3 separate regions of the Homo sapiens genome follow, and regions 2 and 3 are each linked to region 1. The links are chromatin loops, found by intact Hi-C in ENCODE. Cell type or tissue: heart left ventricle. All regions are shown on one strand.

Region 1 (8,000 bases):
TGGGATGGAGGCGGAGGCGCTCCGGGTGTTCTGCAGGCGGGAGGCTTTCCACCCCGCTGGCCCCTCACGTCGGCGCATCCTCATGGGATCCTCACGAGGAGCGAGTGAGGTGGGCTCCATTCTTATTCTTTCCCCTGGCAGGAGGCGAGCAGAGGCTCCGGACTCCACAGGTGGCGCGTGGTGAGTAGCCAAGATGAGCTCAGGCAGCCTCTCCAAAGCAGGGGCGCTAACCTGGCCACCTCTCACACCCTGGCTCCCTGCTGGCCCTCTCCACCCCCGCCCGGTCCCTAAGGCCACATCTCTTCCCCGTCCTCGGCCAGCTCAGCCCAGGCCGTCCCTCCCTATGCCCGCCAGGGGGAGTGCGAGCTCCTTGCAAAGACCTCAGGAGGCCGCTGGGAAGGTCTGGACAGGCCAGGCGGGGCGGGAAGCAGGAGGACCCGCGGGGCGGGGACCGGAGCCGCTGGGAGGCCGCCCAGTTTGACGTCCTGCTCCTGCCCAGGCCTCGCCAGGCCCCGGCCCTCCGCAGGCCTCAGTTCCCTTGTCTATAAAATGGGAGGTGGAGCCCTTGGGAGCAGAGCTGCTCACCTTTTAAGAGCATGTGAGTCACCTGGGAATCTTTTTAAAGGCAGATTCTGATGCAGTGGATCTGGGGTGGGGCCTGGGAAGCCGCATTTCTAATGAGCTCCCAGGTAAGGTCCATGCTGCTGGATCCTGGATTCATCTCTCTTTTTTTTGTTGTTGTTTTGTTTTTTGAGACGGAGTTTCACTCTGTCGCCCAGGCTGCAGTGCAGTGGCGCGATCTCGGCTCACTGCAACCTCTGCCTCCTGGGTTCAAGTGATTCTCCTCCTTCAGCCTCCCGAGTAGCTGGGATTACAGGCGCCTGCCACCATGACTGGCTAATTTTTGTATTTTTAGTAGAGACGGGGTTTCAGTATGTTGGCCAGGCTGGTCTCGAATTCCTGACATCAGGTGATCCACCCGCCTCGGCCTCCCAAAGTGCTATTACAAGCTTGAGCCACCGCACCTGGCCTCTGGATTCATCTCTAAAGGACCCGCCAGCTCCGATGACAATTTGTTTTTTTGGGTTGAACGAGGAAGACCTGCCTGTGTCCCAAACCCTTCTGAAGAAGTGGCTGTTCATGTGGTCATTAACTTATTCCCTCATTCATTCATTCAACAAGCATCCTCTGAGCCTCTCTCTGTGACAGGTCCCTGCCTGGTGCCAGGGATATAGAAATAGACAAGATCCTGTCCTGCCCTTGAGGAACTCATGGACACAAGAACCAGAGATTAGCACCCAATGTGATCAGTGCTGGGGGAGAAAGAAGCCCAGGGCAGAGGTGCGAGAATACCAGAGGAGCCCCTCACTAGACATGTGAGGAGGTCAGGGAAGGCTTTTGGGGGAGAAGACCCCTCCCCCTCCCCCTCCTTTGTTTTTTATTTTTGAGAAAAGATCTTGCTCTGTCACCCAGCAATCACTGCTCGCTGTATCCTCAACCTCCCAGGCTCAAGCTCAGCCTCCTGAGTAGCAGAGATTACAGGTGAGTGCCACCACCCGGCTAATTTAAATTTTTTTTTTTTTTTTGTAAAGACAGAGTCTCACAATGTTGCCCAGGCTGGTCTCAAACTCCTGAGCTCAAGGGATCCTCCTGCCTTGGCCTCCTAAAGTGTTGGGATTACAGGTGTGGGCTCCACCTCCTCTTGATGAATGGGCAGAAGAGCACCAGGCAAAGGGGAGGGGAGGGAAAGGGTTTTCCAGCAGAGGAACGGGCATATACGAGGCCCTGAGCAGAGAAAGCCAGGCCATGGGGGTAAAGTGGTTATGCAGTGAGAGGGGCTGCACACAGACACACAAGAACACATAAACCCCTCACATAAAGCAAACACGCAAACACACCAGCACATACATACACCCCCTCAGAGGTGCAGATGTGGGTAGGAAGCTGCACCCTGAAAGAGAAGAGAGTTCTTATTCGGGAACTTCAGTGAGCTCCGACTGGAGTGGGTTGTTGTAGGACGGTTTCCTTAGCAATCCCCTGCTTTCCTCCCCAAATACTCTCCAAGGACCGCTTCCAGGGCTCTTTCAGCTCCACCGCTGAGGCTCCCCTGGCTGCCAAACTCCAGAGTCTACCCCTGCCCCATCTCCCTTCTCCACTCCCATCCTCAACTCCGGGCCCCCAGCTCTGAAGAACTGACCCCAGGGAGTGTCCTGTCACATACGGGCCCACTCTCATCCCCACCCCTCTCTGCCCCTGTCGCTACCTGCTTTTCCCTACCCCTGGCCCCATGCTGTCCCTCCAGCAACTTTGAGAGGCAGATCTGATTTGCGCCTTTGTTTTTGTTTTTGTTTTTGTTTGAGATAGGGTCTTGCTCTGTCACCCAAGCTGGAGTGCAGTGGCGTGATCTAGGCTCACTGCAACCTCCGCCTCCCAGATTCAAGCAATTCTGCCTCAGCCTCCCAAGTAGCTGGGACTACAGGCTTGTGCCACCACGCCCGGCTAATTTTTGTATTTTTAGTAGAGACAGGGTTTCGCCATGTTGGCCACGCTGGTCTTGAACTCATGACCTCAGGTGATCCACCTGCCTCGGCCTCCCAAATTGCTGAAATTACAAGTGTAAGCCACTGTGCCTGGTCTAGGCCACTGGTCTTACTGTTTGTTTTCTATTTGTCCCACTTACACGGTTATTTTTCTCTCTTTTCTTGCCTTCTCTTGCCAGCCTACACCAACGTACCCAGCAAAAAATACTCTTCAAAAACAAAGGTGGCCTCTTCTAGAAGATCTGATTTTATAAAAAGAAAAAGAAAATTTTTTTTTAAATTCAAGTGAAACTGAGACATTTCATACAAATAAAAATGGAAAGAATTTATCACCAGCACGTCCCCATCAAAGAATTAGCAAAGGGTGATTTTCAGGCAGGAGAAAATGGATCCCAGATGGAAACTTGGAGATTTGGGAGGAAATGAAGGCCAATGGAGAGAGAAAATATTTGGTTAATCTAAACAAATATTGTCTGTATAAAACAATAATAATTAGGTCTTGTGGAGTTTGAAATATATAAAGGATTCAAATAGCAGATGGTAACAGATGACAATAGCATCCAAGTCAGGAGGGGGTAAATGGAGTTTTAAGTGGTCTAAACTTCCTGCATTTCCCTACGAGCAGTGAGAGTTTGTCTGTAGCAGACTTTAATAAGTCAAGGATACGCATTATAATCTTTAGGATAACCACTAAAAGAAAGGAGTACTAACAAATTAATAAAGCAATGCCATGGATTAATTAAAAGTACTGTATCAGTCTGGGCTTGGTGGCTCACGCCTGTAATCCCTGCACTTTGGGAGGCCGAGGTGGGCGGATCACTTGAGGTCAGAAGTTCAAGACCAGCCTGGCCAACATAGTGAAATTCCGTCTCTACTGAAAACACAAAAACTAGCTAGGCGTGATGATGGGTGCCTGTAATCCCAGCTACTCAGGAGGCTGAGGCACGAGAATCGCTTGAACCTGGGAGACGGAGGTTGCAGTGAGCGAGATCGCACCACTGCACTGTAGCCTGGGTGATAGAGCAAGACTTTGTCCAAAAAAAAAAAAAAAAAACCCACCAAAACAAACAAAAAAACCCATATAATCCATAATAAGGTGAGAAAGGAGGGAAAAATATATTTTTAAAAGAAACTTCAGGGTAATTAAAATGTTCTTAAATTGGACGGTGGGCACACAGTGTCCCACTTCAACCTGATTCATATACTGCACGTATATTAAATAAATTTTTTTTTTCCAGATGGAGTCTTGCTGTGTTGCCAGGCTGGAATGCAGTGGGGCGATCTCAGCTCACTCACTGCAACCTCCGACTCCCTGATTCAAGCAATTCTCCTGCCTCAGCCTCCCGAGTAGCTGGGATGATGGGCACATGACACCATGCCCAGCTAATTTTTGTATTTTTAGTAGAGATGGGGTTTCACCATGTTGGCCAGGATGGTCTCGATCTCCTGACCTCATGATCCGCCCACCTCGGCCTCCCAAAGTGCTGGGATTACAGGTGTGAGCCACCAAGCCCAATCTAAATAAATATTCTTTTCTCCGAACTCCACAGTTGATAAAAATGTTTAAAAAGCAAAGCAAGTGGCAGAACATTAGGCATATGCAATATGACCTCATTTGTGTGTGTGTGAATATATATATATATATATATATACATATACATATATTCTTTCTGTTGAAGAAAATCTGGGCTGGGCATGGTGGCTCATGCTTGTAATCCCAGCACTTTGGGAGGCTGAGGCAGGAGGACTGCTTGACCTCAGGAGTTTGAGACCAGCCTGGGCAACAGAGTGGGACCCTGTCTCTACAAAAATAATAATGAAAAAACTACCTACATATGGTGGTGCGTGCCTGTAGTACCAGTTACTTGAGAGACTGAGGTGGGCGGATCGGTTGACCCAGGCAAGTGGAGGCTGCAGTGAGCCATGACCGCTCCGCTGCACTCCAGCCTGGGCGACAGAGCTAGACCCTGACTTAAAAAAAAAAGAAGCCAGAAAAATAATCTGAAGCCTGTTTGCCAAAATGCAATCAGAGGTTGTGGTGGGATGGAATTCTGCAGGGAAGCTGCCCATGCCTGCCTTTTTCTATAGTCCATGGAGTTTGCATGTTGTTTTCAGGAAGTATATTATTACTTAATAATTACAAGTCACAAACAGGCCGCAAATATGTTTCCGTTTTGAAAAAATTAATTTGAAACTATGTGATGAGAATAGGATCGATGGCTGCCGTGGGGTCCCCAACGCCTGCCGATCCCGCGGTGTCCTCCGCTCTCCCCAGCACCAGCACCTCCAGCTGAGCGCCCCGACCACCTGCCGTCGTGACCACCTCGCCCACACGGTGGCGCTGCGGGGACAGCCCAGCCTCTCCAGGCTCCGAGGGCAGGGGACTGTTGTGGCAGGGAGGGGGCGGCGTGTCTTCGGGACCTGATTGATTTCTTTGGCCTCCCGCCGACAGCCTTACCAGGTGGCATCCGGAGCGCACGCTGGCAGCCAGTCAGTCGCCTCCGTGGGTAGCTCCGGAGCATTCACGCGGTGGTGCCGCCCAGCCCACCTCCCCCCACCGGAGTCAAATGGGCTCGTGTCTCCTGGCGACAAGACTGGATTCCCAGAGCAGGCCTGGAGGGCTCTCACGGCACTTGTTAGGACAGGCTTGGGGCCTGCCTCCAGAGGACCTTAGGTTCGGGTCCTTGGGGGAGTGCAAGCCGTGTTGACCCACCTCACGCGTCAAGGGAACTACAGAGGAGGGAGAGGGGGGTCTTGCCTGGGCCCCTCTGGGCTGAGGTTGAGTGTTTCTGATCTGTCTCTGAATTCTCCCACATGCAAATCTGAGCAAGCCACTCCCTGCTTAAGACACGCAATGGCTCCCTATCGCCCTCAGGAGAAGGTCCAAGTCCCTAAGCCTGACTCCTGAGGTTCCTTACCACCGCCAACACCCAATGCTCCATCTCACTTAATCCCTTCATTCCCTTAAACCTGTCAGGCACTTTCTTACCTCTGAGGTTCCCACATGCCATTCCCATTCACTCAAACACCTTTTCACTCCTTTTTCTTCTTGGCTAACTCTGACTCATCCTTCAGACCTATAGTTTAAATGTTGCCTCCTCCCGGAAGCACCCCCCTGCCGCCCAGCCCCCAAAGGTCCCCCAGGCTTCCCTTTCTCAACATCACATGGAGTCTCGCTGTGTCACCTAAGCTGGAGTGCAGTGGTACGATCTCTGCTCACTGCAACCTCTGCCTCCCAGGTTCAAGCGATTCTCCTGCCTCAGCCTCCCAAGTAGCTGGGATTACAGGTGCACACCGGTTAATTTTTGTATTTTTAGTAGAGACGAGGTTTTGCCATGTTGGCCAGGCTGGTCTCGAACTCCTGACCTCAACTGATCCTCCTGCCTTGGCCTCCCAAAGTGTTGGGATTACAGGCGTGAGCCACCACGCCCAGGCTTCACACTTGATTCTAATGATGGGTTTATTGCCTGCCTCTTTCATTGGACGGTGGCCTCAGGAGGGCAGGGGTCTGTCTTCCTGGGTCATTACTGCTCTCTCAGGGCCAGGACCATGCAGCACTCAGCAGGTGCTCCATACATTGCTGTGCCATGAGCGAATGTTCGTGACCATACCTCTCCTGGTGGTGGGTGCTTGAGGGGTGTGCAAAGACACTCGGTGGCCTCTGGGTAGGTGGAGGTGGCAGGGACGAGGCACAGTTACCACAGCCTGTCTAAGGAACCACTGGGCTTCCCTTGGACTCCTGCTGTCTGGAGAGACAAACCACAATGACTGGTGGTTGCCAGGCCCCTCCCCAGCACCCAGAGGGTGGCTGGACACAGGCTGACCTCAAGCGGCACCAGAAAGAGATGAGTGTGTGTGTCCCTTCACCCAGCCCTGTCTGGCCTCCTCCCTGTGCACGCGGTCGCCTCCCAGACTCGATGCCCAGCCTGCATGCCCAGCTGATGATGGATATCGCCTCAAATGTCCTCCAGCATCCTAAAGTCATCTGAATTCTCATCTTCCTCAAATCGCTTCCCTTCCTGGTTCCCCATCTCAGGAATGGCTCCACCATCTCTCCAGCCACCAGCCTACTTTCCTCCCTCTACCATCACCCACCCATCACCAAAGTCTGGTCTCTAATTGAGGACCCCACCATCTGCTTTGCTGATCTCTCCAGGGTTCTAGGAATAACACCCTCGCCCACCCCTAAGCCCTCCTGAGCCCCATATCACAGCCAGGCTTATTTACTTTCAGTTCCCCAAATGAGCTGTGCCTGCTCTCTGCTCCTGGCCTCTGTCTGTGCTGTTCCCTCAGCCTGGCCTCCCCATTTTTACCTGGGGAATGTGTGTGCACCCCTCAGGTTTCTGCTTAGACATCCCTTCTTCCAGGAAGTCCTCCCTGATTGGGTGCCCCTCCTTGGGGCTCCCATGGTCACCTGGGCTTCCCTGGTCTCTGCCCTCATCACACTGTGTTGCTGTTGCTTATCATCTGTCTCCTTGTTGCCAAATCTTGGGACAGCGGTCAGTCCTCAGCACATACAGCTGCTCAGCCTTGCCTGACCCAGCTGGCCATGCCCTCCTTGCTGAAAGCCCTCCTCCCATGGCTTCCAGGTCACTGCTGTCTCTGAGGTCTCCTCCTGTTGGCTGGCTGCTCCTACTCAGTTCTCTTGGCCGGTTCTTCCTCATCTCCTGCACCTAATGTTGGTGTCTTCCAGGACTGGGCCGGGACCTCTCCTCTCCTCTCCTCTCCTCTCCTCTCCTCTCCTCTCCTCTCCTCTCCTCTGTCTACTCTCCTTCCCTTTGCACCGGCCTTCAGATGCCTGGGTTTCAATCCCATTTGCATGCTGACAGCCCCTGAATTCTATTTCAGCCTGAATCTGTCCTCCGGCTGCTCCTCACCTCTCCACTCGATGTCTAATGGATGCCTCCAGCCCAGCAAGTTCACATGAAGCTCTTGGCTCAAACCCCTTCCTCCACTGACTCTTCTTCTGGGACCCTCATCCTTCTGTTCAGGAAGCCAAAAAGCTTGGTGTCATCGTTCACTCCTTTTTCTCACCCCACATCCAATCCGTCAGGAAAGCCAGTGACCACCTTCAACATACACCAGAGTCCCACGCCTTCTCACCACCTCGCCTAGACCACCTGGTCCAAGATCTCTTGTTAAGGCACGTGCAGTGGCCTCCTGGCCCCATCACTACTTCAGCCCTGGCCCCCTGCAGTCTATTCCCAACTGGCACCTGGCCTGGAAGTGAGGCCATGTTCACCCTCAGGCCCCACCTCACTTGGAGTAACAGCCAAGCCCTTCCCTGCCTACGAGACCCTCGGGGGCTGACCTGTTCTCCCACCACTGCTGGCCTCAGAGCCTTCGCACTGTCTGTTCCCTCTCCCTTTGAAACTCCCCCCATCATATCTGCACAGTGCCCTGCCTCTTGCTTTCAGATCTCTATTCAGGGAGGTCTCCCCTGGCCAATCTGCATGCAGA
Region 2 (8,000 bases), 220 kb after region 1:
CCCCCCTCCCTCTTGCACTTGCTGTATGCTGCAAGTGCAGGGCTGGGGCGGGGACCTCCTCCCCATGGACCCGCGATGGGGAGCAGTTTTCCTCTGTAGTGCTCAGCTACCTCCTCCCTCACCTTCTCCCCCAGCCTTCAGACTTGGCTGGCTAGGCTGCACGTTGGGCCAGCTCTGGCTGCCCCGTCCTTAACATGCTGGTCAACACTGGGGACGTATGCTGGGAAACGGAATGAATCAAGGACCCATGGGCACCAGAGAGGGAGTGATGGGGGCTGCAGAGGCTGCATTATTTTCTGCAGTTGTGTCTGATGTTTCAGTACCTGGTTCCCAGGGCTGGGCTGGGGCTGGCCTGGGAAGCGGATTCCTCCCTGAAGCAGCCTGAAATGATAGGTATGTCCAGGTGCTCGTGGAGGGAGGTGAAGTCAGGGCTGCAGCCAACCCCAAAGGCCCTCAGTGGGATTGGGGAGCAGTAGATAGAAGCATAGAAAGTAACTTGTGCTGCTGGGGTGACAGGTACCTAAGCCCCCACCCCTGGAATACTTGGGAACTAGCCCCTCTTCCGTCTCCACGGCTAGAGGAGTAACGGAGTCTGGGAAGCAAGGGACTTGGACCAGATCTGGCCCCAGGTGGCTGTGTGGCCTTGGACAAGTCATTTTCCTGCTGTGTGTGCATTGGTTTCCCCCTTATTGGGTCCTGGCTCTCAGGAAGTTCTCATCCCAGCACTGGGGCCTGGCTCTCATTGCGGGAGTTCAGGAAGGCTGCAGTCCTGAGCGGGAGCCCTGGAGGAGCCCCGGGGGAGATGCACCTCTGACCCCCGCTTTAGTGTATTCAGAGAATGAGACCCTGGAGGTCGCCTGCTGGTCAGGAAGGGGTCCTCAGGCCACATGATCCCCAGGAAGCCAATGACAGCTTCCCCTTTGCCCCTGCTGTCCCTCTGTGCCTCTGCTGTGCACCCTGGGTTCCTGTGTCTAGATCTCAGTTCTGTTTTAAAGGACCCCAAGGTCGTGCATGTCGGAGTGAGGAATTTCTTGAGCACAGATGCCTGGGTCCACCCCTCCTGGGCACCTTGCAGGCTCTGTGCTAGGTGGCCCCCTGCCCTGACTGTCACCCTCCCTTGAAACTATGACAGTTTTTCCTATTTTCTTCCCCTCCCCCAAGCCACAGGTTAGTTGTGAGCACAAGGAGGTGGGGGCTTCTGAGGGAGGGTGTTAGTATCTGCATGGTTGCTAGAGTAGGGGGAAGGTGTGGGTTCGGGCTCCTGTGCTGGGGTTTTCCCACAACACTGTGTGTGGGACCTGATGGGCCTGGGGCTGCTACCCTGGATTGCCAGGTGGGCAGTGGCGCCTCCACCTTCCCTCTCCAGCCAGTTGCACATCACTTCCTGCTCTCACCTGCCTGAGCATGGTGGCTCACGACCTCCCCGGGCAGTGGGGCTGCACAGAAGGCATCTGTGTCTGGTGTGGGAGCCCCCACCAGAGTCATAGGTGGATACTGATGGCCATTCTTACCATGAGACAGGGCAGCCTCATTTGTCCTCTTTGGCACTGATGGTGCGGGGAGAGGCGAGTCCTGCTGTGGTCACCAGGCCAGGCCTGATCAGGGCTGTACATGGAAATGAGTCCATTCTCTGTGGTGGTGGGGGCTTGTGGCTCCACGTGGCATGCTCTCATTCAGGCTGCCTCCATCCATAGACCCGGCTCTACTGTCACCAGTTCTAGGCTCCTACCCTGGCTGGGGGCCCCTGCCCTGCCCACACTCCCCAGCAGCCCCCAAAGGTGGGCACACTGTTCCTCTCCGGGACCCCCGCAGCTTGGTGATGGAACAGCCTCAAAATGCCAGGACTTCTCTGGCTAGGTCTGGAATCCTAGGGCCCTCCATGCCAGGCCAGCTCAGGTCCTGCTCTCTCCACCTCCTGCCTCCCCAGGACTTCCTGACAGACCTGATGATGTCAGAGGTGGACCGCTGCGGGGACAACGAGCACCTCATCTTCCGGGAGAACACACTGGCCACCAAGGCCATTGAGGAGTACCTCAAGCTAGTGGGCCAGAAGTACCTGCAGGACGCCCTAGGTAGGGAGTGGGCCAGCAGCAGGGCAGAGGGTGGGGCAGGGCCCGCCAGGTCCTCACTCCCCACTCCCTGCCCACTTGTCCATAGGTGAGTTCATCAAAGCGCTGTATGAGTCAGATGAGAACTGCGAAGTGGATCCCAGCAAGTGCTCGGCCGCTGACCTCCCAGAGCACCAGGGCAACCTCAAGATGTGCTGCGAGCTGGCCTTCTGCAAGATCATCAACTCCTACTGGTCAGTGCGGTGCCCAGGTCTCCCCACCCTGTCGCCTTCCCCATCCTGTCCTTCAGTGTCTGGCACCCGCAGTGTGCCTGATGCTGCCTGGCCCCTGAGTTGTACTGACTTGCCAGTCCCCTGGCCTAGTCCCTTTTGAGCTCTCAGGTGGGGCAGCGTTCAGCATGTTGCTGTGGTTTTGTGATGGAAAGAACCTGGACACGCCAGTCTGCCGTCTCTGGTGATGAGGGAGCGCCCTTCATGTGCCGGGGGCTATTGTGGGTGCTTGGGCTGCAGCGGGAGTGAGACTGGCAGGCCCTGTGTGGGCCCCCACTTGGGGTGGGCGGATGGCTTCACCTGAGGCTCCTCACCTGTCCGTGGGAGCTAAGGTGCTCATGTCACAGCCTTGTGATGGGGCCAAGCAGGGGCACGTTGGGGGCCTGAGCACCAGGCAGGCCTCTTGCTGGGACTAGAGAATAAACAGAAAGGACTAGACTTTGAAGTAGAACGGGGTCTGCAGACTCTGCCAGCCCCAGAAAGCAGCAGGGCATGCAGCAGTGGGCTGCTTAGACAGGCCCCTCAGCAGGACCGGAATCAGTCCCGGAGAAACTTGCGGTAAGGCCGACTTCACGGCCACCAGCTTGCTCCTGGGATATATGTGTGTGATGGCCAGCCAGCCTGGTGCCGAGTATAGCCTCGTTCTGTGGTGGCACACAGGACTGTGCGGGAGGGCCTTGCTGTCAGCCCAAGCAGTGGGTTCATATTCACCCCAGAGGAGCTGCCCAGGTTTAACCTGTGTCCCCCTCCAGCTCAGGGCTTACAGCCCCCACCCACCCAAGCCTCCGTCCACAGCCTGTTCTGACACCACTCTCTCCCCGGCCTTACCTCACTCCTTGTTAGGTTCATCTCTTTCACTCACCTGCACCTTCCCCTGCATACACTCCTGCCCTTCCTGCTCCGAGGCCACACCTGGTACCCTCTGTCGCAGCCCTGATCCCATCAGGATAGGGTTGTGCCTGTGCCTAAAACATTTCCTGTGAATGCTGGGGCACCCTGGGGGCAGGTGAGCCCACCACCTCAGGACTGGGCACACAGGAAGGCCAGAGAAGTGTTTGCTGCTCCCCAAGGACAAGAAAAGGCAGGGGGAATGGGCAGGCCAGGAGGGTTGGCACCCAGGGCCTTAGCCCCTGGGCTATACAAGGTGCTTGCCTGGGCCAAATGGGCACCTCAAGATGGGCCACAAATGTGCAGCTTTCCACACCCCTGGGCCGGTGGAGGAGAGCGACTGTAGGGCCTTGAACTCTGGGAACACACTTCCCATTCCCAGCTGGGCTGTGCTTTCCCCCTCCCCCTCTTCCAGGGGGGCTGGGCATGTGACTCAGGGAAAACATATTTGTGGACAGTGATTTTCCATTTCCTCTTTCTGGCATTTATCAGAGGCACCTCTCCATTCTGGACAAGGCCATTGATAGATGTCACCACTCAACACCTGCCCCCTGTCCAGTTCTGTGCCAGGCACTGTGAGAGCCACGGCTAAAGGTGGCTCACCTTCATTCCCCGCTAGGTGTGCCCTTGATGGGTCAGCCAGCATGCATTGCAGGAGAGCCTGCTGAGCAGGCTGCTGGGCCTGTGGGGGAAGAAATTTCAAGTTGGTCAAGCCTGTTGTAGCCTTGGGGTTTTAGCCTTACGATGGCTCTGTGAGCTTGGCAGGGCAGGCCTTGCTCTCAGTTTAGGGGAGAGAAAACCCAAGCCTTCCAGGAGGGCTAGGGCCTTGGTCAGATCACCCTGAGCTCATGGCAGAGCCAAGTGTAGACTGAGTTCACGGACCACTGGGGCCTGGCCTGCCCCAGGCTGGGAGATGCATCTTTTAGGGAAAAAAGATAGGAAACCCACTTAAGGGTTGGCCAGGTGGGCCTGACCATGGCAGGCCAGGATGCCCAGTGGAACCAGGAGCCCCATTGTCTAGGGCCAGCTCTGCCGGCTTGCTCCATCACCCTGGGGCAGTCACTACCTCCCTTTCCCTCCCCATGTAGAGAATGGAGAGCTGTGTTGTCCCACCGTGTTCAGGGGTAGTCCCATCTTCTTGATCTTTCTGAGCTTTTAGGAAATCCTGGATTCCTGTGACATTATTCAAGCAAAGGAAATTAGTCTCAAAGCCAGTGATGGGAACCCAAGGAATAGTGGTCTATTCCTGTTTTCCTCACTTCCCCCTAGACCCAGATGCCTGCTGTTTGGGTTGAAAAATGAAGTAGACACTGGCAGAGAGGTGGGGAGGGCCCAGACCAGAAGCTGGAGAGGTGGTTCAGCACTGGCCCTTGGCAGTTAATTCCGGTTAGGACGGAGAGCCAGCTCCTCATGCCTCCTCCCATCCCACCTGCCCGGCCCTTCACTGAGAACCCACTGCCCGATGGGAGCCTGGGTCTCCCTGCTCCTCCTCCTGCCTGGGCACTTGCTCCAGCCACCCTGTATTGACTGCTCTCCCCAGATGGCTGTGTCCTCAGAGCTCAGACAGCGGGGCTGACCTCACGCAGCTGGCGGGGTAGAGCCAAGGTTGGAATGCAGGTTCCTGCTCTGTGCACTCCTGTCCTGGGCCCCTGCCTGACAGCCAAGCCCACCTTTGTCTGTCCCTACACAGTGTCTTCCCACGGGAGTTGAAAGAGGTGTTTGCCTCGTGGAGGCAGGAGTGCAGCAGTCGCGGCCGCCCGGACATCAGTGAGCGGCTCATCAGCGCCTCCCTCTTCCTGCGCTTCCTCTGCCCAGCCATCATGTCGCCCTCACTCTTCAACCTGCTGCAGGAGTACCCTGATGACCGCACTGCCCGCACCCTCACCCTCATCGCCAAGGTCACCCAGAACCTGGCCAACTTTGCCAAGTGAGTGCCTCCTCCCTCACCAGGCAGAGTTGGGCAGGGCTGGTGTCCACAGGGCAGGCCCTGGGGGTGTTTCTGCCCCCAAGCTGAGCAGAGACCATAAACAGGCCCTGGTTTTGTCCCTGTCATCCTCAGTCCTTCTCCTTCCCGCTTTTTAAAAAATAAAATCTCCACACCCTGTCCTTCTACTCAAGGTATATGTCATTTTGGTATGTTTCTTAATTTTTAAAGGTGACGACATGAGACATTTTTTTCCTTCTGCTTTTTTGAATTAATGTATTATTATAAGGATTCTCACATATCCCTTAACATTCATTAAGCCCTGTTTTGAAATAAATGACTAATATTCCTCCAAGGGGGACTGGCCCATATTTCCTTAATCCATTCCCTGTGCTTGGGCACTTGGGTTGGGCACCACCATCCTGGTGTCAGGCTATCAGGATGTCTTTGCTGATAAAGCACTATTGGTGTTTTTGGCTGCATCCTTAGAGCAAGTGGGCAGAAGTAGAAGGGCTGGGTCGTCTCACTGTTGTTCATTCTCAAAACATAGATTGAGCCCCATCCTGGGGCCATCTGTGTGCTGGGCTCTGACGGCACCAAGATGAATCAGTCCTGGTGGCGCTCAGCACTTCAGCCAGGGAGACGTGTGGAATGAGCAGGAGAGCAGTGATAGACACACACGAGCCTCTTAGGAGGGCTCTCAGCTTGTTGGGAGAGGAGACAGGAAAGCCTCCAGGGTGACATGATCCCCCAACTGCATGTCAGGGTGAGGCGTTCATTGTCTCAAGAGGAGCAGAGGCTGGGCATCCCAGGGAGGGCCATGCACTGTGCCAGGTCAGGAGAAGCGGGCGATGAGACCTAAGAGGACAGCAGGGACCTGAAGGCCAGACAGGGCTGTGGGAGCCACCAGAGGGTTTTAAACAAGGGAGAGGATGGCCTTCCTCTGTTCTGGATCCTGAAAAGCTCACCCTGACAGCAGTGGGCAGATGGGTTGGAGGGAGCAGGATGGTAGCCAGGAGACGTGAAAGGAGAGCATAGCTGTGGTTCCAGCAACAATAGCAGAAAATTCGCAGGGAGGGGAGCGGGTACAGGAGGCAGTGGCTGCAAGGGACAAGGTTAGGGGTGATTAGAAGGCAAAATCAGTGGGCCGTGCCATTTGGGAATGAGGAAGAGGGAGGAGTTGACAGCTGCCAGAGATTCTGTCTCAGGTGTATCTGTATGGGTAGTGGGGTCTCCACTTAGGGTAGGGAGCTCAGGAGGAGGGCATGGGTTTGGGTGTTGATGATGACTTCAGGTGTGGCAGGCTGAGTAGGAGGGACTCCCAGGGGTGGTGCCTGCAGATATATTAATACATGCCTGAAAGCTCATTGGGAGACCTGGGTTGAGCAGGGATTGAGCATCATCTGCATACCAGGGCAGTGAAACTTGGAGGAAAAGCCGAAGGACACTGTTAACAGGCAGTGTATGGGGGACACAGAACATTCCAGGTCCTGAGATAAAAGGTTCAGAAAAGGATCGCTGGACTTACCATGAGCAAGGAGGGCCCTGGTGACCTGGGTCAGAGCATATTCAGCTGACTTGGGGAGTGAATGGAGTGGGAGCCTGCCATAGTGGGGAAAGCGGGTGGTGGTGTCCCAGTGGAGGGAGTTCCTGGGCAGGGCCTGCCTGGGCCCAGTAGTGCTCACCCAACTGCCCTCTCTCCAGATTTGGCAGCAAGGAGGAATACATGTCCTTCATGAACCAGTTCCTAGAGCATGAGTGGACCAACATGCAGCGCTTCCTGCTGGAGATCTCCAACCCCGAGACCCTCTCCAATACAGCCGGCTTCGAGGGCTACATCGACCTGGGCCGCGAGCTCTCCAGCCTGCACTCACTGCTCTGGGAGGCCGTCAGCCAGCTGGAGCAGGTGCCTGTTGCCGTGGGGCGGAGGTGGGGCCAAAAGCTGCCATCAGGCTTTTAGTGTTCCCCCTTCCAGAGTAACCATGGAGGGCAGAGAGTTTGCCCAAGTGGCATGATCAGGCCAGGTCCTGTCAGAACACACTGGGGATCTGTGGGCCCCATTTTCTCTGTGGGCAAATGCTATGTTCACTCAGCAGTATCTGCCAAGGCTGCCCCACTCTGGGTACTAGAGCTGGGGTGTTCCGCATGCACTCAGCCTTTAGTGGACAAGCGCCACTGTGCTGCCTGCCAGAGCATGTGAGAAATAGAATTGGATCGTGAATCCGCCTGTATGAAGAAGATGACTCAAGACCCTGTACCTCCACTTGTCCAGCAGGAAGTCGAAAACCTTTCTAGGATTGCCCTTGACCATCAGTTGACAAGGTTACTCCCTAGACACCTCTGACACTGCTGCAGTCACCTGAAGTGAGCCCTCCCTAGCCCGAGACTTCACTGACCCCCAGCCTCAGCCCACACAGTGAGCAACTAGTTCTTGGACTTAAGGGCTGGGTCTACCAGGAACTACTTCCCGAATATCTGTTGCTTTCTAGGGCTCCAAGGGACCACCTTACTTTTGTAAGGTGCTGAAACTGGCCTGGAAGGCCCTTCATGCCTCCTGGTCCCATTCCCTAGAGGTGACCGCTCAGAGCACTGGTATGCAGCCTTCTGGACACGATCTGTGCATGTGTAAGCGCACACACACATGCAGGCGCACACACATAGAGCTCTTTTCCTTCTTCAGTTTGTTTTAAAGCAAGAACATACTGTGTATGCTGCTGTGTGCATTTCTTACCACTGTGTTGTGGGCCTCTTTGCTTGTCAGTGCAATCTCCACCACCCCCAGGGACTTTTTAATGACTGCATTGTATGAATGCTATTTATTTCACCAGTCCCCTATTGATGGACACTTAG
Region 3 (8,000 bases), 300 kb after region 1:
AAAAGGAAATGAAAGGTATAGAGATTTGGAAGGAAGAAATAAAATTTTCTGTGTTCAGTGGATTGTCAATGTAGAAAATCCCAATGAATTGACAAAGAAACCTCCTGAAGTAACAAATGACTATAGTATGTTTGAAGGATACAAGGTTATTATAGGAAAGTCAATTTTTAAAAATATATTAGCAATGAACAAATGGAATTTGAAATTAAAAACATATTTGAAGTTAAAACCATTTACATTAGCACCAAAATAAAATAAAATATTTAGGTATAAATCTAAGAGAATATGTGCAAGATCTATATGAGGAAAACTAGAAAACTTAGATGAAAGAAATAAAAAGAAGATCTAAATAAATGAAGAGCTACTTCATGTTTATGAATAGGAAGATCATTATTGTTCTTTCTGACTTGATCTATGGATTCAACACAATCCAAATGAAAATCCCAGCAAGTTATTTTGTGGATATTGACACACTAATTCAAAATTTATATGAAAGGACAAAAGACCAGAATAGCAAACATAACACTGAAGAAGAAAAAGAACCAAGTCAGTGGACTGACACTGCTCAACTCCAAAATTTACTATAAAGCTCTAGTAATCAAAACAGTATGGTATTAGTAAAAGAATAGGTAACTAGACCAATGGAACAGAAGAGAGAGTCCTGGTAGGCCCCTGTGAATATAGTCAACTGATCTTTGACACAGGAGTAAATGCAATTCAATGTAGAGAGGTTAGTCTTTTCAACAAGCTGTGCTGGCACAATTGTGCATCAATAAGCAAAACAAATAAATAAGAGAATCTAAACACAGAACTTACACCTTTCACAAAAATGAAGTCAAAATGGATCACAGACCTACGTGTAAAATACAAACTATAAAATTTCTAGATGATAATATGGGAGAAAATCTAGATGACCTCGGGTTTGGCTATAAAATTTTAGACACAAGACCAAGAGCAAGATTCATGAAGGAAAAAAATTGTTAAGTTGAACTTTATTAAGATTAAAAACTTCTCCTCTGAAAAGACATTGTTAAGAAAATGAGATAAGCCACAGACTGGGAGAAAAGTATATGCAAAATATATATCTGATAAAGAACTTGTCTCCAAAATATACAAAGAATTCTTAAAACTCAACAATTAAAAAAACTCAATTAAAACATGGGCAAAAGAGCTGAACAGACATCTCACCAAAGAAGTTATACAGATGACAAATAAGCGTATGTAAAGATACTCAACATCAAATGTCTTTAGGGAATTGCAAAGTAAGACAATGAGGTGGCACTATATACCTATCAAAATGGCTAAATCCAAAAAACTGAGTACACTAAGTGTTGACAAGGATGTGGGGCAAAAAGAACTCTCATTGATTACTGTAGGAATGCAAAATGGTACTACTACTTTGGAAGACAGTCTGGCGTCCCTCAGCATCCACAGGAGATCAGTTCCAGGTAACCCCACCGCTACCAAATTCTGCAGATACTCGAGTTCCTTATATAAAATGGTGTAGTATTTGCATATAACCTATGCACATCCTGCTGTATACTTCAAATTATCTCTAGATTACTTATAATACCTAACACAATGTAAATGTTATGTAACTGTTACACTGTATTTTTTATTTGTATTTTTAAAATTGTTATATTATTTTTTATTTTTCTTAAAAAAAACCTACCAATCCATGGCTGATTTAAATCTGCACATGTGGAATGCATGGATATGGAAGACTCACTGCATATATATATAGACAGAGAGATAAATAGATACAGATGTAGATAGATACAGAGATAGATATAGATATTCATAGATATGGATATGTGAAAGGGGATTTATTAGGGGAATTGGCTCAGGGCTGAGAAGTCCCACATACAACAGACCATCTTTAAAGTGGAGACCCTAGGAAGTCAGTGGTGTGGCTCAGTCCAAGTCTGATGGCCCACGAACAAGAGATGCCAATGGTGTAACTCTCAGTCCCAGGCCTAAGGCCTAAGTAGTTGGAGCTGGAGGGGTGGGGGTGAGGGGAGGACCTGGTGTAAGTCCTGGATTCCAAAGGTCAGAGAACCTGGAGTTCTGACGTCCAAAGACAGGAGAAGAAGAGTGTCCCAGCTCCATGAGGGAGCAGTGAAGGGGGAGGAGTGGGGAGGTGGTGGGCAAGAGAGAGAGAGAAAGAGAAAGAGAGTCATCTTGGCCTTTTTGTTGCTGTTGTTCTATTTGGGCCCCCAGCTGATTGGATGGTGCCCACTCACATTGAGAGTGAATCTTCGCCATCCAGTTCACTAACTCACACACCAATCTCCTATGGAAACACTGTCACAGACACACCCAGAACTAATGCTTTACCAGTTCTCTAGGTATCCCTTACTCCAGTCAAGTAGACACCTGAAATTAACCATTGCACCATACAATCCAACCATCACGTCCTTGGTAATTGCCCAATCGTGCTACAAACTTATGTCCACACAAAACCCACGCACGAATGTTTATAGTAGCTTTAATTATGATTGCCAAAAACTAGAAGCAAGCAAGGTGTATCTCAGTCAGTGAATAGACGAACAAACTGTGGCATATCTGTTCAATGGACTATTATTCAGAGATAAAAAGAAATGAGCTGGCAAGCCATAAAAGACATGGAGAAACCTTAAATGCATATTGTTAAGTGAAAAGAGCCAGTCTGAAAAGGCTAGATACGATATGATTCCAACAATATGACTTTCTGAAAAAGGCTAAACTATAGAGAGTAAAAAGATCAGGCGCTCACGGAGGGGAGGGCTGAACAGGGGGAGCACAGGGAATTTTTAGGGCAGTGAAACTATTCTGTATTACACTGTAATGGTGGCTACATTTGTCAAATGTCAAATCCCACAGAACTGTACAACACAAAGAGTGAACCTTAATGCAAACTACAGACTTGAGTCGATCATAATATACCAAGGTTTTTCCATTAATTATAACAGCACAATCATGCAAGATGGTGTTATAAGGAAACTGTGTGCATGGGAATGGGAGAGTGCATGGGAATTCTGTACTATCTGCTCAATTTTTTCTGTAACTATATGTTCTAAAAATATTAAGCCTATTAATTTTTTAAAAAAGGCTTTTACAGCACCTGGCCTGTGTTAGGTGCTTGATAAATGTAGCTGGTGTTGGCGTCAATCACCGGCAGTTGCATTAGGAGAGAGCCTGCTGGAGAAGATACAGTCAGGAGACCTGGGTCTCAGCCTGAGCACTGCAGGGGCTATTGGAGGTGGCCCCTAACCCGTCCCATCCTTATTTCCACAGCTCTAAATCTGGAATAAGAGAAATTCCTCCCCTCAGTGCAGTTGGGAGCACTGAGTGCTGTGTTTTGCAACAATAAAGTGTGTGCAAACAATTTACTGCCTGCTCCAGGCTGTGGGAGGAACGGATGGATGAGAGGAGTGGTGGGGGGGAAGCCCTCACAGCCCCGAGAGCTCCCTGGACATGCTGTTGTTGTTAACGCCAGGCTTAGCCAAGACCAAGGGCCAGACCATCCTACTAAACACAGCTCTGCCCAATTCTCAGGCCTGGGAGAATTTGAGGGCCGGGACGGGGCTCACATCTTCATGTGCCTGTGACGGTTGTCACTGCGCAAGGCAGACCAGGACTGAGACTCGGGGCTGGCCCCTGTTCTGCCCCTGCCTGCCTGTGGAGCTGTTTCTAGCCCTCTGAGCCTTGGTTTCCTCCTCTGTATATAGGGTCACGGTAGAGCTCACTGGGAGTGTGTGCACTGTGTGGACAAGTGACTTTGGAAATGGTTTGTAATCTGTGACACACACACCCACCAGGAAGGATGGTGGTGGTTAGACAGAGAAAAAGCTACTGTTTGGGCCAGGTGCATACTTTATCACTAAATCCTGACAGTGCCCCAAGGTAGATGTCATTGCCCCATTTCAAAGGACACTGAGGCTCCCAGAGGTGCAGTGCCCCCTCTCAGGGCTTCCCGAGGGAAGGTAGCAGAGTATTGAAACCCGGCCTGTCTAACTCAGCTGCCGGCTTTCTACACAACACTGGATCCTGCGGCTGCTGTTCCTACAAGATCTGGGGATGGTGGGCAACAAGTGTAGGGAGAGGGGAGGCCTACATCAAAAAGAATTCAGCTTTCTCCCCTTTGTCTGTTTTTGGGGGGTGGGGCCAGACGATGGGCAGAGATCCTATTCTCTCCACCCTCAAGGTGACTGAGGATGAGGAAGGACAGGCACTCGCCCGACAAAGGGGCAGCGGGTGTGACTCCACCTAGTCTGGTGGCACTACGGGTGCAGAAGTGGCTTTAGCAGGCCTGGGAGATCAGGGTCTGGGTGAGCGAGGGGGAGGTTGAGCCGGCATCTCTGCTGGCTCTCTTGCTTTTATTAAAAATAATTCTGACGCCAACTATTTTGTAAGCGTGTAGGGCACACATCCAGAGAGGCCCATCTGACTGCGAGATAATTTCAAGGCTGAAGAACATCGTTCGTGCCAGACACCTCGCACGAGGCGCTGCGTGAAACTGGCCTACTTATCCGAGGCCTCCTGTATTTCAGGGGGAGGGGGCAAGCCATGTTTATGTATAAAGGAGACTGCGCTCAACATTCCAAATGAAAATACTCTTCAATATTTCAGTGCATCGTTAACCAAATACATTTCAGCTGGGGCTTACTCCAGCCGATGTGAGCAGAGGCGTCAGATGACTCGCAGTCGGTGACTGAGGGATTTTGCTGAGAGATGGTCATGAGGCTCAGACACCCATGGGATTGGTGGGTTGCCGCGGCTGAGCCCTGGTCCATGGGACATGTGTAGCAGGGCACCTGCTAGATGCCAGTCTCAGTGCTTGGCCTCATGCAGGCGGGAACAGCTCTGTTTCCTGGATGTTGGCCTCATGTCGGGGGCAGATGTCCAGGCCCTTTCACAGTACTCAATGTGTGCTGTGGTCAAGGGCAGCGCTGGGTGCTGCGGAGCAGGTGAGACGGTACTGGGCCCAGCCTGAGCACTGGGGGAGGCTCTGTGAGGGAGGGGACCTGGGGGGTGGTGGTGAGCAAGGAGAGGGGGTTCCTGCAGAGGTGGGGGCCTGAGGGGGCCGGCCATTCTGGCTGGAGTGAGTGTGAGGCTAGTGATGAGTGGGGATGCAGAGTGGACAGGGGTCCAGCTCTCAAGGCCCTGAAATGCGCCAATGTCCTCCCCTGGGGTTGGAATTGTGAGACCAGTGACTGCAGGCAGCTGGGGGCCGGCACAGGCCTGTAAGTGATGGGAGCAGGCAGGGCTCCTGCTTCACACAGCCATGGACGAGGCTGCCAGCACCACATTTCCTCTGTCTTCCCCAGCCTCACTGTCCCCACTGTCGCCAGGGTGGGATGAGGAGGGCCTGGCACTCTGTCAGCCACCAAGGGAGAGTCTGTTGCGGCCACGTCCTGACCCTCTCATCTGGCTGTGAGGCAGGCCCTTCTTCCCATCTCTGTCCCCAGCACCTGCAGAGCAGCTGGCAGGGGTAGGTGCCCCAGAAGCACTTCCCGAGAAAGTAGTGCAGTAGGAGCAATGGGATCACACTAGGGGCAGACCCGCTTCCTGAGCATTTTCCACAGGCAGACATGGCCCTGAGCGCTTTCCGTGTTTTGTTTCATTTCATCCATCCCAAGGTTTCCAGGAGGCAGGCACCATTATTATCTCCACTTTACACCTGATGAACTTGAGGCTTGGAGGAAGTTGCCTAACTTCCCTGAGGTTAGCTAGCAAGTGACCAAGCGCAGATTGAAAGCCCAGTTTGTCTGATTCTGGAGACTGTGGCTTTGGGTATATAGCAAGTCAACCCAAGGCAGCCCCCGGAGCTGGGCACATAGCTCAGGAGGCAGGCATGTAGCTCATCAAGCAGTGGAAGAAATGTTTCTTATTTTGGTCAAAGAGCACTCAGCATATGTCAGATAATAAACAATGCCATTCTTAGATCTCCCTCTCCAAGCAAGAGGTGTGTGGTGTTTGAGCTCTCATGGGAAGGGGACGTGGGGAAGACTCCACAGTCAGTTTTTTCTTCCTTTGCTCTCATGTTCCCTTTGGTTACTGAAAGGGACCTTTAGCTTATATCTTAAAATAGCAAAAACATCTGGCTTTGAAGTAAACAAAGTTCAGAAGCCCCCAGATGTTGGTCTTTTGTTAGGACCAGGACAAGATTCTTGGTTGCCCAGCTCAAATGTTACCTTTGCGAGTAAAATGTTTGTCTCTCACAGCTGACACCATGATTTTGCCTTTAATTGCCTAATCTTGATGCTGTCCTCATCTCTTACCACGGAGATGTGAAATTCCACTCTGGAAAGAGCTGAGGGCAAAGTCTCCATGATAAGAAGGACCTCCTGAGTGCAATTTACATGAAATAAATGCATCTTCACTGACAAATTTGTTTCTTTATTTGAATTCTGGGCAATGAGAGGGCTACTCGAGGGCTACGACATCCCAGTTTTGCTGATAACATCCTCATTTAGAGTTCTGTGTCCTGCTGGAAATTCTAGAAGTGAAAATTAAAATTCTTATCTTTTTTTTAAATGACAATTAACATTGGCATGCTGGAGAGCATAAGCTACATGTTACTAAATTCCATCCAGCTCTTGAAGAGCCATTGACATTCTGACAGAGGTGAAGGCAAGCCCATTTGGGGAATGATGAACCCAGGGTGCAGACGGGGGGTTCCTTAGGTGGGGAGAGCCACATATTAGATGTAGGTCACTGTCAAATTCTAGCTTTTGTTTTGAGTGGTGAGTTTGCGGATGCTTATTCCATTATTAAAAATAGCTAATTTAAAAAGCTAACTAAATAAAAGTAGGTTATGCGTGGATCATGATGGAAGTGTCTCATGAACCCAGGGTGATGGGTGATGGCTAATCTAATTCTATGCACCTGAGGTCTAATAAAACACAAAACAAACAATCAAAAGCAAATTTATTTAAACGGATTATTTGAGTTTTAGATTTCATCATGTGCATGCTTTTTCTCACTAGTTTTTATTTTTTTCCTAATTATTTTAAGCACCATTTTTTCTTCTCCATTTCAATAGCAAGGTCTCCTTTTGCAGGTTATTTTTGTTCTTAAAGGTCTCAAGCATCAGGGATCTGGTTAACCCCTTCAGTGGGCACCAAAGTCTTATAACGGCAGAAGGAAGGTCTGGCTGGCTGCGGGAGAGGGGAAGATGCTTTAGCACTTTGACACAGCAGGCACTGGGTATGGGTGATGATCCAGTCCAAATGGGCGTTCAGAGGAGGGGAGGGAGACCCTGTCAAAGAGACCACCTCTACTCTGAGCCACGGTTCTCACACTCAGGATTCCCTGCTTTGAGGATGCAGGGCATCTTTTATTTTTGCATTTGTCTGCTCATCAAACATTAACTGGGCACTGGGCGAGATGCTTTGCATGTTCCAGGCCATGTGCTAGGCCCTCAAGGATACAGAATGCACAGTGGGTGGCTTTTCTGGGTCACAGCATGCTACGTGCCTTGTATGCGTTCTATCTTAACCCTCACAGCAACCTTCCTCTGTTGCTTCCCCCCATGATAGCTCTGGTCATATACTATTGCAATCGTCAACTGTATGTCATATTCATTTGTGACTGAGAGCACTGGGTATAATGGAAAGGGCAGCAGACACTGAAGTTAGACTGGTTTTTATTCAAATACTAGGGTCCCCACTGTAATATATTTTTTAGAGGCAGGATCTCTCTCTGTCACCCAGGCTGGAGTGCAGTGGCACAATTGCAGCTCACTGCAGCCTTGAACTCTTGAGTGCAAGCAATTCTCCTGCCTCAGCTTCCCAAGTCGCTGGGACTATAGGCAACTGCCATCATGCCTGGTGAATTTTTAAGTTTTTTAATAGAGACGGGGTCTTGCTATGTTGCCCAGGTTGGTCTCGAACTCCTAGCCTCAAGTAGTCCTCCCATCTCAGCCTCCCAAAGTGCTGGGATTACAGGCATGAGCCACTGCTACTGGCCCCCACTGTAATACTTGACGTGTCTGTGTAATTTCACCTCTTTGAGGC

Evidence for each region. A loop is a pair of places that touch in the nucleus more often than their neighbours do. Peaks named below come from ENCODE experiments on the same cell type or tissue, not always from the same donor. Only the 100,000 strongest peaks of a DNase experiment are listed, where the experiment ranks them.
Region 2: it touches region 1 in a loop (4-fold over the local background); 2 of 110 quality-filtered maps call a loop at or near these places.
Region 3: it touches region 1 in a loop (2.2-fold over the local background); 18 of 110 quality-filtered maps call a loop at or near these places.

Annotation. Positions count from the first base shown.
Region 1 is chr9:121,545,781-121,553,780 of GRCh38, forward strand. The region is part of intron 1 of LOC107987016 (a long non-coding RNA gene); the gene reads right to left. Among named protein-coding and RNA genes, the nearest start is that of GGTA1, 50 kb to the left of the region's middle. RefSeq lists a silencer at 390-439. In heart left ventricle, CTCF peaks have their summits at 346 (motif pointing right), 4,885 (motif pointing right) and 5,096; DNase peaks (open chromatin) are centred at 21, 391 and 4,891; H3K4me3 peaks cover 862 bases.
Region 2 is chr9:121,761,578-121,769,577 of GRCh38, forward strand. It overlaps DAB2IP (DAB2 interacting protein), which reads left to right. Exons shown (of 16, transcript NM_001395010.1): 7 at 1,928-2,072; 8 at 2,158-2,302; 9 at 4,917-5,153; 10 at 6,855-7,056. Among named protein-coding and RNA genes, the nearest start is that of DAB2IP, 110 kb to the left of the region's middle. RefSeq lists a silencer at 2,153-2,447. In heart left ventricle, a CTCF peak has its summit at 3,845; DNase peaks (open chromatin) are centred at 2,314, 2,954, 3,714 and 4,154; H3K27ac peaks cover 2,302 bases.
Region 3 is chr9:121,848,420-121,856,419 of GRCh38, forward strand. The region is part of intron 8 of TTLL11 (tubulin tyrosine ligase like 11); the gene reads right to left. Among named protein-coding and RNA genes, the nearest start is that of DAB2IP, 200 kb to the left of the region's middle. In heart left ventricle, no CTCF peak of the experiment used is centred here; DNase peaks (open chromatin) are centred at 4,472 and 4,752; H3K27ac peaks cover 1,198 bases.